2 separate regions of the Homo sapiens genome follow, and region 1 is linked to region 2. A link is a contact called in ENCODE Hi-C or POLR2A ChIA-PET data. All regions are on one chromosome and are shown on one strand. The core of a region is the stretch at or near the end of the contact, and the rest is flanking DNA. Distances in the headings are between cores, read along the strand shown.

What was found. A loop is a pair of places that touch in the nucleus more often than their neighbours do. ChIA-PET counts read pairs that join two places held with the same protein, here RNA polymerase II (POLR2A).
Region 1: a map of gastrocnemius medialis shows a loop between it and region 2 (5-fold over the local background). The contact joins the enhancer-like site here to the promoter of MNAT1 in region 2. A Hi-C loop is called at or near these places in 1 of 168 maps with a recorded cell type or tissue (gastrocnemius medialis). POLR2A ChIA-PET finds 5 or more read pairs at or near these places in 2 of 52 experiments (HCT116 and WTC11).

What each region holds. Positions count from the first base shown.
Region 1 is chr14:61,524,207-61,526,906 of GRCh38, reverse strand. The region is part of intron 10 of PRKCH (protein kinase C eta); the gene reads right to left. Among named protein-coding and RNA genes, the nearest start is that of PRKCH-AS2, 20 kb to the left of the region's middle. RefSeq lists an enhancer at 1,390-1,539. Within about 2 kb of position 1,431, at least 33 of the 41 ENCODE cell types and tissues checked have a DNase peak (open chromatin) inside an H3K27ac peak, as active enhancers do; they include HCT116 and gastrocnemius medialis, where a contact is called at or near this core.
Region 2 is chr14:60,733,460-60,736,159 of GRCh38, reverse strand. It overlaps MNAT1 (MNAT1 component of CDK activating kinase), which reads right to left and starts at 1,399. Exons shown (of 8, transcript NM_002431.4): 1 at 1,209-1,399. The coding sequence starts at 1,297. RefSeq lists enhancers at 1,106-1,175, 1,286-1,385.

The DNA of each region.
Region 1 (2,700 bases), core at 182-2,681, 790 kb before region 2:
TAGGCTGATCAGTGACAAGGAGGCTGCAGGTCACGGGGGGGATGCTAGGTGGCCTGGAGCTTTGTGGTTAACTGCCATTGTGGGAGGCTGCCATGGCCTTGGGCCGCCTGGAGCCCCCCTCGCTGTGGCGTCTCCTCAGTGGCTGCAGCTGACTGCTCTTTCTGGAGTGCCATATTCACTGTGGGTTGTGTCAGGGCACTCGAGGTTCTATTTTCTTGCCTCAGTGTGAGAATCAAGGTCTGTTGGCCTGCATGGCCCAAGGCAAAAGGTTGGTCTCTGTCCAGCCTGGATCACGTTGCTGGCTTGGAGGAGGTAGGTGATGACAGAACTGGCATGACTGGTTTCCACACGCTGTCCTGTGAGTTGATACAGCCTGGCCATACAGGTCTTACAGAAAATGGCCACTAGAAAATGCCCAGGAATGGAAACCAAGTCTGGTATTCCAGGAATCCCCAATAAGTGTGGTTAAAGCAGCAAAGCTTTCATGGCACAGATCAATGGAACATAGAACAGACTTCTCTGCTCTTAGTAGCAGCCTCCCCGGGTGTCAGGGGCATAAGGCAAAGGCATGCTGAGTACCTGTGCACCCACTTCAGCGAAGCAAGCTTTCTGTGTCTCTAACCCAAACCCAGTCCTGGCTCCAAATCAGCCCTTCTCCACGCAGAATCCCATGTCCCATATAAGTGACTGTTTTCAGTGGGCTGATTTGTGGAAGCTGCTTCCTCCCCTGGCCCCACCACATAAATACAATATGAGCACAGCCAGTTTAACCTACAAAAGGTTGCAATCGTAGCAGCGCAGGACGGGAGCAGGGGTGAGGATGATCGTGGTCCTGCCCAGTGAAGGAGGCCACCACTCTCAGTTCTTCCACAAGTGTTTTCTGACTTGGGAGGCACTATAAGGCCTGGGTGCCTGGCTCCTCTGGGACTGCGGGCACACAGTAGAGAGGCGCCTGGCTGAGGTTAGACACACTAGTCTGCAGCCCCAGGAGAGAGCACGGCCGGGGGGACAAAGCCCATGAGCCCAGCTTTATCGACACTGTGTCCTAGCCTGACAAGCCAGGCCTGTGTGGACCTGAGCCCAGAACACTATCACTCACATTTCCAAACAAGGTCACTGAGTTTCTGAATTTTCCCGAAGCCAGTATGCCTGCTGAAGTCTTGGAAAGGATCTTCTTGGGCAACAGAAACAAGTGCTAACAGAAATCCAAAACGGTCTCAAGCGTTGACCCGCAGTTGCTTAAGAGCTTGTGACTAATGTCCCAGGTAAGAGGTCTGACTGCTTATTACTCAGCTGCTGTCATGGGCAGCAGGAATCGCGCAGGGAGAGAAAGTGCTGGGCCATCAGTTTTGTCAGTCAACTATTACAATCAGCTCTGCATGGGGAAGTCTTGGGACGCAGCTCTCAGAAGACGCAAGTGGGCAAGACAGGGATGTGACTCATCCTGGTCACAGGATGCCCGAGGCCACAAAGGCAGGTTAGACACCTTAATCCTGATTTCAATCTAATTTTAGGCATTCTCAGAACTGTATGAGCTGTAAAGGAAACGCCATGGCTGTTCTCATACCAAGTGCTATTTAATAAGACAGATCGCTCAAACTGGGATCCCAAGAGGGTTCAATTAAGAGCATAATGTAATTCCAGGCTACCAGTGCTGCCCTCAGCCCAAGTATCTCATACCTGCTCTATGAAGTCTGTCCTGATGTCCCCAGACAGTCATAGCAATATCAACTCTGCTCCTAGGGTGCCCAGTTTATACTTCTATGATAGCATACCCCGCACTGTATTCCAGAAGGCTCTGTCTGTGCACCTGTCTTCCTTCTTAGCAGCTCCAGCATGGTCCTGGCAGGAGGTGCTGACCAAAGGGATAAACAGAAGCATTTCAGATGGACCCCAATGGGACTGCCCTGGCCAACTCAGAGCCTATCTTATTTTTAGGGGATGGAAGGACACTCCATAAACTTTGCTCCAAAGTACTTAAACTTATAAAAAGCCACATGTTTTACCCCTTAAAGATAGACTCAAGAGGGAAAAGAAGAAACCTGAAATCAAAATTTAAATTCTTCTCTTTGATGAAGCTGGAGAAAGAAAGTGGTTTTGAAGGGTCAATTATTAAACAACGAGGACCAAGCAGAACACTTATCCTCATGTTGGCTTGCATCCAAACGGAAGAGCAGAACATGGAGAGGGTGACTCAAACAAAGCCAAAGATTATAGAGCCATTTACAGTCATGGTCAGCTTCCACTCTAAAGGGAAATCATGCCTTTATTTTTTTTAAAGCAAAAGAAGTCACCCTAAGCCTCCTGACTTTAGTTTGAAATATGCAGAGGTCAGTTTTTGGCTTAGGAGTACCTCAGCTTCCTATGCCAACATGTAACTCAGCAGCTGAACTTAACAAGGCTACACAATGAAGATTACAAGTTCATACAGGGCAGAGGCTCAAATACTAAAATGCCAAAACCACAGTTACCGGCTTGCCATTCATTAGCTCATTGAGCACCGGTATTTAATAGCTACAGCTTTTGTCATGCAAGCATAGAAGGGTAGAAAGAGTTATTCTATCCTCTGTGCTTGTCTGAAAGCTACATTGTTCTTGCTGGGTAATCAGGGTTACTTAAAATGCCCACAGTAGTTTCAGAGAGAATTCCCAAGTGATTGAAGACAAAGGAGATTCAGAAATTGGATTTATTTTGTTTCCA
Region 2 (2,700 bases), core at 150-2,649:
TTACTTTTACCTTACTTCTAATCTTAAATCATTCAATCACAGCTCTACTATACTTCTTTGCAGAGTAAAGCAAAGGAAAATAAAGATCAATTAGAAAAGTTAAGTAAGCTAATAAATTCCATATAATAATTATAGCTACAGCTAATCATGCAATTTATGCTTACCTAAAGACCCTGTCATTGCTCTACATTTTTGTCAGCACTTGGGGGGTTGGGAGGAGACCTTGTCTACACACTGTAGATTATCCATTATTTTTTGCCTCCAATAAACCTGAAAGAAACTACAGGAATATATGCTCGCCATTACATGGCACCTTTTTATCTCAAAGTGCTTTCTAGAACCACCTTCACTAAACCACATCTGACAAGAAATCTGGCAAGAAACACTTTGACCAATCCCTGTTTCAAAATACACAAACTCAACCTCCCTCCTTCTGCCCCCTTCCCCTGAAAATGGGCGTTCTAAAGTCAGACTTCCTGGGTTCCAATTCTCTCAAGGCCCACTTAATAAGGGACCTTGAGCAGTCTCGATTTCCTTCCCTGTGAAATGGAAATACCAGTATCTACTTCATGGGACTGTTGTAGGAATGAACTGAGATAATTCATGGTAAGGCGCTTAGAACACTGTCTGGCACAAAATGTGCACTCAAATGCCAGCCATTATTATATCTTCAAAATTAACTACCTACAGTCCGGGTTTTCTTCATTTTAGTGATGGGAGTCTAACCGAACTCCATCAGGACAAGTGGGCATACACACAGGGTTTTTTAATTAACTCATACAATAAATAGCAGCAGTATATACTCAAGCAAATTTTAAGTTTTCATAGCACTTTCGCACTTTTTCAATAAAAACATTTCATATGAAATAAACACTCCAATCCCCCACGCTTTTAATCAGCGATGTCCAGAGCCCAGTAAACAACACAAAGCCTGGAAATACAGTCGGGATACTCATTGGCTATGGAAGGGGGAACCTGACAAACTGCTGGATGCCACACTGAGAACCCGCAGTTCAAAGCAGGCCAGAGCCGCTCGGGGCTAGCGGCTACAGTCTATTTAAAGTCACAACGCCTTCTTTTCCCATTTTCCTCCCCAGTGTTGAAACTAACAACGCCCTTTGCTCCCAAGACGAGGCCTAGCATCTCCCGGTCCTCTCCTCCCACCCAGCGCGTCTCTCCCCCAGGGAATCCACTGCCGCCCAACTCACAGAGTGTGTCCGCACACATTCACCATCAGCTTCAAGGAGGGGTTCCGATATTTGGTGGTCTTACACCGAGGGCAACCCTGATCGTCCATGGCGGTTTCCCTCCTACAGACTCTCGCAGGCGCCTGTTTCAGCCAGAGCCACCTACAAGCCCCCTCAGACGCGACCAAGCAGGTTCCTACCAACAGGCGCTTGGCAGAGACGGTCCCTTCGCGAAAGAGCACCGGCAAGGGGCGAGGCGCTGCAACACAAACGTTCCGGCAGTCAGTTCCCCCGGTCTTGCATCTAGGGCTTGGTCTTAGCCTTCCATAAAGCAACTTAATACCTTGAATTTGACAGGGGAACTTTTAAAATGGCAAATTATACAAAGCCTTATCTCCACGCACCCAGTTGCATTTTTCAAGGTACTGTGTCACAATTAGGAAGATAAATTCCATCTTGTTCTGTCTGGAAACATTCCCATGATTTCAAAGATTTATGAGCGGTGTACTTACTTTCTTTTGGACCATTTAATAGCCTGTGCTTTATACTTCTTTATAATTGCATAGTCATGTCAGCTCAGCTGATAATATGCATTCGCAGATACAAAATATGAAAAAGCTATCTACTCCATCAGACAGTATTTATTTCCCCAAATACCTAGGAAAAAATCATATAAGAATACATACAGAAAAATTTAGTTCTGCAATTCCAAGATCTGATAGCCTGAATATCTTTGTAAATTGTAAACCATGTTCATCACATTTATCAAGAAGGCAAATTGAAGTCTGTAAACAGCTCTATTAAATAATAAGCTTTCCCACTGTAAAGGACACATCTTATTCATCTCCAAAATAAAGATTTGTTGATTCTTAATGAGTAAGTAGACTAAGTGAAGAATTAATGAATGACTATCAAACAATAGTGTAATGTGAAAATTTTTAGTGTCAAACATTTTTTGTAACCACCTTCATCTGACCCAAACTCCATCAGAAGGGAACATGCAAACTAGATTTTTCAAATAATCTGATACAATGAGTATAAGCTATAAACATTTATAGTAATTTTAACTCATCATAGAACTTGTGTTCTTTTCAATAAAAAGTAATATTCAATTCACATTTTTAAACAGTGAACCTGGTAGGGAACCCAAAACCCAAAAATACAGTTGGGATTTCCATGGGTATAGAGAGGGATGCTGACAAACAGCTGGATACCACACCCAGGAACCAGCAGATCAAAGCAGGCTGTGACAGAGCTTTACATTAGTATGAAGACATCAAGGATTCATCTAATAAATAAACCATATCATCTCTTTGATCATAATATTGTTCCTCAACAGGAGTTAACCAAACATAAACTTACTAAAATAGGTAACACCAAATACTATGCTACTATGCTGACCCGGAGGCTTATTATGCTGCTGCTATTGTCTTATTGAAAGACCACATCCAGACCAGTTACATGATTCAGAGTGAAGCTCTTCAAGAACAAAGGCAACTCTAGTACTTTATAT